Regions from separate parts of the Homo sapiens genome. Here region 1 is linked to region 2. Evidence: chromatin loops called from intact Hi-C (ENCODE). Cell type or tissue: mesothelial cell of epicardium. All regions are shown on one strand. Each heading gives the region's core, and the rest is flanking DNA. Links, peaks and the distances in the headings are about the cores only.

Region 1 (5,386 bases), core at 71-5,070, 360 kb before region 2:
TGTACATGGTATGAGGTAAGGGTCCCACCTCATTCTTTTGAATGGGCACATCCGGTTGTCCCAGCACCATCTGTTGAAAAGAATATTATTTTAAATGATTGAATTTTCTTGACTCTCTTATTGAAAACTCAATTGACTTTTGCTGCAATTCCTTTTGGCATCTTCCTCATGAAATCTTTTCCTGTTCCTATGTCCAGAATGGTATTGCCTAGGTTTTTTTTTTCCAGAGGTTTAATAGATTTGGGTTTTACATTTAAGTTTGTAATTCATCTTGAGTTAATTTTTGTATATGGTGTAAGGAAGGGATCCAGTTTTAATATTCTGCATATGGCTAGCCAGTTATCCCAGTACCATTTACTGAACAGGGAATCCTTTCCCCATTGCTTGTTTTTGTCAGGTTAGTTGAAGATCAGATAGTTGCAGGTGTGCAGCCTTACTTCTGGATTCTCTATTCAGTTCCATTGGTCTATGTGTCTGTTACTGTACTAGTGCCATGCTGTTTTGGTTACTGTGGCCCTGTAGCATAGTTTGAAGTTAGGTAGTGTGATGCCTCCAGATTTGTTATTTTTGCTTAGAATTGCCCTGGCTATTCAAGCTCTTTTTTGGTTCCATATGAATTTTAAAATAGGCTTTTTTTTGTTGTGTGAAGAATGCCAATAGTAGTTCAATAGGGATAATATTGAATCTATAAATTGCTTTGGGCAGCATGGCCATTTTAACGATATTGATTCTTCCTATCCATGAACATGGAATGATTTTCCATTTGTTTATTTCATCTCTGATTTCTTTGAGCAGTGTTTTGTAGTTCTCCTTGTAGAGATCTTTCACCTCCTTGGTTAGCTGTATTCCTAGGTATTTTATTCTTTTTGTGGCAATTGTGAATGGGATTGTGTTCAAAAGCAAAAAATGAAAAATGGGATCTAATTAAACTAAAGAGCTTCTGCACAACAAAAGAAACTATTAACAGAATGAGCAGACAACCTACAGAATGGGAAAAAACTTTTTCAAACTATGTATCTGACAAAGGTCTAATCACCCAGCATCTATAAGGAACTTAAAAAAATTTACAAGAAAAAACCCAAACAACTTCATTAAAAAGTGAGCAAAGGACATGAACAGACGCTTTTCAAAAGAAGACACACACACAGGCAACAATCATATGAAAAAATGCTCAACATCACTGATCATTAGAGAAATGCAAATCCAAACCACAGTGAGATATCACCTCACACCAATCAGAATGGCTTTTACTTAAAAGTCAAAAAATAACAGATGCTGGCAAGTTGCAGAGAAAAAGGAATGCTTATACACTGTTGGTGGGAGTGTCAATTAGTTCTACCATTGTGAAAGACAGTGTGGCAATTCCTCAAAAACCTGAAAACAGAAATACCATTGGACCCAGCAATCCCATTACTGGGTATACGCCCCAAGGAATATACATTTTTTATTTTAAAGAAACATGCATTCGTATGTTCATTGCAGCACTATTCACAATAGCAAATACATGGAATCAACCTAAATGACCATCAATGACAGATTGGATAAAGAAAATGTAGTACATATACACCATGGAATACTATGCAGCCATAAAAAAGAATGAGATCATGTCCTTTGCAGGAACATGGATGGAGCTGGAGGCCATTATCCTTAGCAAATTAAAATTTGAACAGAAAACCAAATGCTACATGTTCTCACTTATAAGTGGAGCTAAAGATAAGAACACATGGACACATAGAGGGGAACAATATACACTAGAGCCTATCGGAGGGTAGAGGGTGGGAGGAAGGAAAGGATCAGGAGAAATAACTAGTTTAATACCTGGGTGATGAAATAATCTGTACAACAAACCCCCATGACACACGTTTCTGTGTAACACATCTGTACATGTACCTCTGAAGTTAAAAAAGAAGTTAAATTAAAAAAACAAAACAAAACAGAAGGAAAATCAATTGTCTATCTCCACCAATTACTTTGAAGCAAATCCCAAACATCATGTCAATTCACCTGTAAATACATCAGTAGATATCTCTTAAGATTCAATGCTTTTGCACTGTATTTATCTAATCCCTGATCCTCACAACAACCATCAAGATACCAGTGTTCACATTTAACAGAAAAGGATACTGAGGCTTGGAAGTGCTGGGTAACTTGTCTAAGATTATGCAGCTACTGAAGAGACAGAGCTAGATCCAAAGGCTATGCCCTTCCTATGACACCGTCATCCAATGCAGCCAAAACACAGTGAAATATAGTAATAGCAAGGGCAGCATGACTCAGGCAACCCTTGTCTTCAGTTCCTTAAAGGTATCATTTAACTCGTTTACTTTCTTCACTGGCATCATCACCATTTTTATTTGCCCTTCATCTAGTATCCTATTCATCAGGAGGCAGAAAGACAGCTCTCTAGAAATCTGTAAATTACCTCTGCAGAACACAGAGAAAAAAATGTGAGCTAGAAAAATCAAAACCTTGGGGCAAAAGTCTGTGAATTTGTATCAATCTCAGAGGTGATACTCTTCATTCTGAAGTGAGGAATGGGTTGAATAATCTTAATTTTCAAATAGAATTTGAAATTTTGCTTACTAGAAGGAAGACTTGAATTACCAAATATTAGAATTGAAAGACATCTTCAGTAGTTTGACAGAATTTTATTTCACACATGTCCATTGGCTTTTCAAAGGTAATACCATGAGTTAGTGGTGGAAACGGGAGTCAAGGGCAGGTGCTCTGATTCCTCTATTAGGGAACCTCAGATGTTTGGGGGTGTAGAGCTTACTGGGCATGAAGTGGCAGATGAGCTGCCCTCACCCCGTAAAGGATAATCTTATGAGACTCTAAATAAATTGCAGGAATTCAGAAAAGGGAGAAAAATCACTGATGATTGGGATTTTTCTGAACCTGCCCATGAGGCACAGTAATTTTCAAAGATCTATAAGGTAACAATCAATTCATCTTCTGAGTCAGAGGTAAGATATATAATCCAGGAATTGGAGAACATCAGGCAGATTCTGTCATCTTTCCAATAAGGCAAAGAAAGAGTTGGGCTCAGACCCAATTTCAATGTACTGCCTAGGACACTTCAGAAATACTGTAGAGAGACCGTGGGTTTGAAATAACTGAGGTGAAGAAGAGAGGTATAGCCTACGCAAGAATGATTTAGGAGCTACACCAGAAGCCAGATTCCCACCAAGGAGGGCAGTGTAGAGGAGGGGACATCAAATAATGACATCACCTTTTGGACACTTTAGTGTCTTCCACCCAGCCCCTTTCTATACCTCAAGCAGCAGGTGCTTCTGGGAAAGGTCCTAATGGCACTTAGTGTAGGTGTTGTAGCAAGGCTTCAGGATCAGCTAGACCAATGTTCACATCCTAATTCCTTTACTATCTAGCTATGTGATCGTAGGCAAGTCATTTCACCTCTCCGAGCCTCAGTTTCTTCCTCTGTTCAAAGGAGAATGTTGTGAGGATTAACTGAGACAATAGTATAAAGCACGCAGCACAGCTCCAGGCACATAGCAGATGTTTCACTTGAGATTTTTTTTCTGTCCCCACTCCTTAGTCTTTAACAGCTTAGTGTGAGTTTTGGTCTTCATGTCCCTTAAGACCTATATCTTTCAGGATAGAATTAGGTATTTCATTCTCCTATTGAGAGATTTTAGACCTAAAGGGGCAGCCCTGCTGAGGAACCTGAGGCCAGAGTACTCAGGGCAGAGTCAATGTCTGGACTCTCCATTCAATGCTTCCTCCTGGGCGTCACTGTGGTGTGCCTGGGATGCTGGTTGCCATGACCACCTAATTATTTCCTCTAGGTCTGACCACCATGACAAAGTGAAATACTTAAACACTTGCCAAACTCCCAGCCAAACAAGCAGCAGCTGTCCAATTTGAAAAAACATCATTCCTGAACAATAATGTTTGGTTTCCCATCAATCATGTGGACTCATCCACAGAAATGGCTGTAGGGAGAGGCAGCTGTGGGGAAGCCAAGAATAGGAGCCGGAGAACAGAATGGAGCCAGGCTTATGTTCTGTGTCTCCCGTGGATGAACCATGCAGGAGTCACTCTTTGCCCACATGACATACTGATTAATTTATGGAGCCACTAAGTATGTTCGATTGGTCTTAGGACAAGCTCTGACAACTATCCAGTAACAGTGGAGGGCAGAGAGAATGGCTTTTTGAGTCAGACATCGGTGTCAATACCACTTTTGCCTCTGACTTGCTGGGTGACTTTGCCAAATTCACTTCTCTGAGGTTTAGTTTGCTCATATAAAATGAAGGTAGGAATGCCTGCCCCATGAAGTTGTTGTGGGATTAAAGCAAAAAGCTTTAAGGATTTGGACAGCTTGGACCTAGTAAGCCCTTGAAGAATGCTAGCTATAAATTTATTTTTGAATCACAACACAGTCTAATATACCTACTCTTCCACAGTGTATCAAGATTAATGACTAATTTTGAGAAGTACCGAATCCCATCCTAACAAATGGTCTCTTACAAATTATTTAGTACAACATTATTCTTTTATGGAGGAAATGATTGTGATCCAGAAAGGCTCAGACATTTGCCTGAGATCACACAGCTAGTTAATGGCAGGGCTAGGGTTAGAATGCCAGGTTCCTAACATCCAACCTAATACTTTTCCCAGCATCCTTCAAAGTTTAGAAAAGAGAAGGAGGGAAGAGAATTAGCATTTACTGGGGAGCATTTATTATTCATAAATCTTCCTCATAAATGTTGTTATTTAATCATTATAGCAACAATAGAATGTAAGTGATTTTATCCTTATTTTAAAATGAACAAACTAGAATTTAAGCTGTAAAGAGCAAGAACTGTGTCCTTCTTTTTTTTTTTTCTTTTCTGTATCCTTAGCAGGCAGAACAGTGCCTGGCATGTAGTAGGTGCCCAGTAAGTATTTTTGAATAAGTCAGATAGCTAATAAATGTTAGAGCCAGGACTTGAAATCTGCCTGACTATAAAGCCCATGATTTTATTGAACTGGCCTTGAACTAGGATGTAGAAAGGAAGAAAGAAGAAAAGGCTCAAACGACTTTGAGAAAGGTTTTAATGTAGGTGGGTTTCAATGTATTGAACTAGGCACATTTCTAGAAATTATTTCATTTATTTTTCACATCCACCAAGGTTAAGTGCTTTCTTTTTTAAACATATGAGGAAACAGAGATGCAGAAAACTTCAGTGATTCTTCCAAGGTAAAACAGTGAGTCAGAAAAATAAGGGCTCAGATTCCAGTTCCAGACTTTCACCTCCATCCTGGGCTCTTCTCATCCATCACAGTGGCTTATAGACTGCATCCAGAAGGAGGCTTCTGATGGGCCAGGAACATATCTGGCCTGCCATACAATGGGAGGCAAGCATTGCCCCTCCAGGCT
Region 2 (5,386 bases), core at 274-5,273:
GCCTTTGCACATGCAGTTTCTTCTTCCTGGAATGCCCTTTCCAGCTCCCCACTTCCTTTCTTACTTTTACTTGGTTAAATCCTATTCATCCTTCAGCCCTCAGCTTTAAATGTTGCTTCCTCTAGGAAGCCTCCTTGTCCACTCAGACAGGAATAGGCCCCTGCTACATACCATGCTCTATACATACTATTCTGTGTTGTATCTGTTTAATAGTGTCCCACTAGGTAATGAGCTCCTTAGGGTCAGGAACTATGTCCTCTTCCTGTGTCCTCAGCACTAAGCATATTATGACTCCTAATAGGCATTCAATAAATGTTTAATAGATGGATGAGAAGAGGTTGAGCATAAAAATTATCCCCATTTAACAGAAGAGAAAACCAATCCCAAAGAGGGGGGAAAATGCCTGTCTAAGCTGGTTAATGAATGAGTTACGCCTCTGTAAATCCGCTCAGCATTGTTTCACTATTTCATTTATAATGAAGATCATGCAAACTTGTAAGTTCTGATCTAAATTGTTCTTATCACTATCTTTCAACATTGCACAGAAATAGGACCTGGGTCCTAATAATGTAATAATTATAAATACTGATTATCAGGTCTATAGTTAGTCCTGGGTCCTGATTTTAGGTGTCCAAGACACATTATACCTCATGACATCTTTCAGATGCCACCACTGTGATGTCTCTTCAACAGATGAGAAAGCTGATTCAGAGAGATTAAGTGATTTACCCAAGGATCCACAGCCTTCAAACCCAAGTACTCTCCAACTCCTAAGCCCAGGTTCTTTCCACCTCCCCATCCAGCCTCCTGACATGGCTTGGAGCCAACTCTTTTGTGACCTCACATCCCATCTAGGCCTCAGTTACCCCTCTGACAGGATACAGATGAGACCCCACAATCTCTATGGGTCCTCTGGGCTTAGCCCAAATGTCATACAAACACTGGCATTTTTCCCTGGCCACTTTTCCCTTCCCCCCTTCAGTTCCAGCATCTGCATGGGCTCCACCTCTGGGGAAAAGACCTGGCAAGTGAAGCCATCGTTGTTCCCAGTAAGTGGCCACCTTGAGAACCAGGCAGGTAGGGGCAGATCCTCCCATCCACAGGTGTCTCAACAAACAAACTATTTAGCAATTACATACACCCTTTGCCAGAGCTCCCACAGTCTTTCTGGACTCCAAAGAACTGCTCCTAACTCTAGGGTTACTGCAAGAGCTTCCTTCAGGTGCTTGTATTGATTTATTCATTTAACAAATATTTGAGCACCTATTACATTCCTGACATTGTTCTTTTAACTAACGACATTCCCCTTGGAGCCCTGGAACTTCTTCAACTATCTGAGATGAGGAAGTTCTTCCAAACAGTCTTATACTAGACTAGAAGTTCCATGAGGGCAGGGGCTACGTCTGTTTTGTTTGTTATTCTATCCATTACCTAGCACTGTGGCTGACATGTGGTAGGTCCTCATTAAACATTTGTTAAATGACTGAACAGGTAACTATTAAATGATCCATTTATCTCCTAAAAGTTGCATCTAATCCTCTACTTTGAGAAAACAGTCATGGCATTATGGCATTTAGAATCAAAAGTGACCATTGAGGGAAAAAAAAAAAAAAGAAAGAAAGCTACCCTCATTCCCCCATTTTATAGAAAGGAAGCCCCGGAAAGAAGAGATACTGAGTTCAGGGCAGAGTCTGGAGTACACCTCAGGCCTCTTGACTTTGGCCTAAGCACCTTCTCTGAGTTCGGACATCACTCCAAAACCCTAAACATATTCTCATCTCATTCTCACAGCAGCCGTCTGGGGCAGGGGAAGAGGAAGGGAAGCATTCCCTTTGCCAAATGGCAGAAGGGAAAATTGAGACTCAGAGATGTGAAGTGGAGTGGCTTCCCAACCCCAGGTCACACAACCAAGCATCTCAGGATTTCTCCTCGTTAACAAATGCCCATTCCACCCATCTCCCTCCCCACTGCTCGCTGCTTTCACAAGCCTTAAAAGAGATGTGAAAGGACAAGCCCTAGAATTGCAAAGACCTTTCTCTTTGTTATTCATTCCACTTCTGGGAGGTTTGGTTAATCTATCCGCCCAGTGCAAAAAATGAGGTCCATCCAGACACTCATAATTGCTATATATTCTTGAAGGGGGCTGGTGGCCCAAACACTTATCTCCAAAGCCAAATGTTCTCCAGTGACACCAAGAACATCTTTTCCCTTCTATGATGGCACTAGGTGAGCAGGGACCAGGGGTCTTTGGGAGACTATTAGGCCTATCTCAAACCTCAGAGGGCCCTCTAGACTCCATACACACCAGGTCTCTCTGACTACAGGCTCATCCAGGCCACAGGTCCCTGCCTTCCTTATCATGGCTGGTGCCACCTCAGCAGCCTTATACTATAGTGATGGGTATGGGGGAGTGAGAGATATCTTGAAAGAGGCCAGGTACCTTAGGAAAAGAAGAAGAAAAAGGGCCAAACGAAAGCAAGAGTAGCAATTGTACCCTCCGGACAATGACACATGAGTAACCTGGAGTGGAGATTTTTACCTCTGGGGCAAAGAATCTTAGTTACTCAGGAATGAAAAGATAATGCCTTTCTTTTTCTAAAAGAGGAGAGGAAGGATCAGTATGCTGTCATCCTATTTCATGATTAGAGATAATTTACAACTATATTAAAAGACAGAATGTCCCACCAATAACTTTAAAATGCCAGTGTGACTTGCTGTTGAACAGCACAGGGCAGGAACCCCAGTGCTGCTCCACACCAGCTGAAGAATCTTGAACAAATCGCCTGAACTTCCTGAATCTGTCTCCTGGGCTGAACAGTGGCACTAATGGGCAAGGGTTTGTGAGAATTAAATGATGTCACATATGTAAAGCACCAAGCACCATGCCTGGCACACAGGAGGTGCTAAACAAATATTGCTTTTTCTTTTTTTTCAAGAATTGGGAATGAATTATGCTTTGGAAATCAAATAGTCATGGAAAAACCTAGGGGCCCCCCAGTAAAGTAAAGTTTCACCAGGGCTTAACAGACCCATTTCCCAATAGTTTGTTCAAGGACAAGCCCTCACACCGTGTGACTAGCCTCCCACACACTGGGTTTGTATGCTTCCTTTCCTGTTCTCCTTGAGCCAGGCCTCACCAGCAAAAATGCATCTAGCCACTCAAAACGCCCTCATTACAACTCACCCAGCAGGATTCCCACATGCCTGTTGGCATGTGCACACATATACTAAAAATGCATGCAATGTGATGCAGCCCGATAAAGCGCGTGGCTCCCTTCCACATACGTTCAACGAACGGTATAGCAGAGTGGAAAGAGCAGGATTTGTGGGACTGGATGGGTGTGGGTTCAAAGCTATTTCCTTCTTTTAACAGTGGTGTGATCTTGAGCAAATCTGTAAATCTTGGTCCCCTTCCTCCAAAAGATGGTAATTATAATACTTAGCTTTTAGTGTTGTTCTGAGGATCAAATAAAACAATGTGTATAAAATAATGGTCTGATATGCTATAGGTGCTTAAATATATTTATTGCATAAAATGCCAAGAATTTGAAATGAGAGGAGAGAAGGGAGAGCCTAGCACTGAGCTCACCTTCTGTAGGTGTTTTACCCAGTGAAGTGGTCTCTTCTGTTTCCAGCCTCCTTTGGGGCTATTTGCCTCTGACACTAAGACTTTGACCTTAGCTGGTCTTGCTCTGCTATTAGGCTGTTTTTTGTTTTTTGTTTTTTTTTTTTTTTTGAGACGTAGTCTCACTCTCTTGCCCAGGCTGGAGTGCAGTGGCCAGATCTCGGCTCACTGCAAGCTCTGCCTCCCAGGTTCACGCAATTCTCCTGCCTCAGCCTCCCGAGTAGCTGGGACTACAGGTGCCTGCCACCATGCCTGGCTAACTTTTTTTTGTATTTTTAGTAGAGAGGGGGTTTCACCGTGTTAGCCAGGATGGTCTTGATCTCCTGACCTCGTGATCCGCCCGCCTCGGCCTCTCAAAGTGCTGGGATTACAGGCGTGAGCCACCGCGCTCGGCCTAGGCTGTTTTCATTTTGCCTCAACAGACTTGACATCACACTGAAAGTGAAGGGCATGTTTCCCATCTACATCCCCCCACCTCCATCCCAAATGCCTAGTGCACAGCTGGGGACAGCAGGGACCCTCAAGGAAGACGAAGGGACTTCTTTTCACCTCGAAGCTCTTTTCATGCCCTCATTCCCGCCCTCCTTCCCCTGCCTCTTTGGGCCTGGTTGGGTAAGATGGCCAGCAATGAGCAGGAAGAGTAGGGACAGAGAAGGGTATAGGAGAGCCACTCCAGATGTGGCTGGCATTTTGAAATGGAAAACAAAACCAAAAAAAAAAAAGCATTACAAAAAGAGAAACTCCCTCCCCTCCTTCCCTCCTCATTCATCTGTCAAAATGTCATATAAAGAAGGAAGAAGATAAAGTGAAGCAGTCTATATCTGAGACAGATTGGAATTTTAGAATTATATGGGCAACTATTTTGCATAATGCAGAGAGCTTTTTACCAGCTTTGTCCTATTTTACCTGCACACCATCTTAGTGAAGAAGACATAGCTAGTCCACTCTCAGTAGTGAAACTGAGGATAAGGAAAGTGTAGCCATTTGCCTGAGATCATACAAAAAGGAAATACCAGATATAGAGCTCAAAACTGAGCCTTTCTACCCTAGATCCCATATTCTTTCTGTTATGAAAGCCATTTCTCCACAGGACAAAGAAGAGAAATTCCAAATGATTAGGCCATCTCTCCTCTATTCTGCCTGTACTCTGACAACCTATACATCTGGAAAACCTAAGCAGTATATACACAGGGCTATTCACTTTGTAATCATTCATCAAAATGCACCTCTTATGACTTGTATGCATTTCTGTATATATGTTATGCTTCTTTTTTTAAAAAAAGGATCAAATAAAATTCTATTAGAAAATCACTTTTCTCAAAAGACCTTCTCCAATTTTTATTTTTAACATACAGATCTAGTCATGTCACTCCCCTCCCTACAGTCTTTCTATGGCTCTCCATAGCTTTCTGTGGTTTTCAGCATCCCATTCAATCTGATCCCTTGTGCACCTCTCCAGCCCCCTACATAGTGCAGAACCTATACAGGCCAGCCTGTCTTTCCTCCATTCCTTCTTCCTAGAACCATTCCCGCTTGGGCCTGGCCAGCTCCTACTCCCTCAACCTTTAGGCCTTGGAAGGGATAATACTTCCTGCAGAAAGCCCTCTCTGAACACCAGCCCCGAGGTTGTAACTCAGACCTGCTAATGCCCATCGCATCAGGGGTCTACTTCTACCACAGCTCCTACCATGCTCAACAATAAATGTCCATTTCTCTGTTCATTGAAGCAGTCTGTGAACTCCTTGAAGGCAGAGACTGTGC

Evidence for each region. A loop is a pair of places that touch in the nucleus more often than their neighbours do. Peaks named below come from ENCODE experiments on the same cell type or tissue, not always from the same donor. Only the 100,000 strongest peaks of a DNase experiment are listed, where the experiment ranks them.
Region 1: it touches region 2 in a loop (8-fold over the local background); 3 of 110 quality-filtered maps call a loop at or near these places.

What each region holds. Positions count from the first base shown.
Region 1 is chr1:59,162,404-59,167,789 of GRCh38, reverse strand. No RefSeq gene overlaps it. Among named protein-coding and RNA genes, the nearest start is that of HSD52, 18 kb to the right of the region's middle. In mesothelial cell of epicardium, for the core only: no CTCF peak of the experiment used is centred there; no DNase peak of the experiment used is centred there.
Region 2 is chr1:58,807,264-58,812,649 of GRCh38, reverse strand. All of the region lies in intron 1 of JUN-DT (JUN divergent transcript), which reads right to left. Among named protein-coding and RNA genes, the nearest start is that of JUN-DT, 25 kb to the right of the region's middle. In mesothelial cell of epicardium, for the core only: no CTCF peak of the experiment used is centred there; a DNase peak (open chromatin) is centred at 3,169.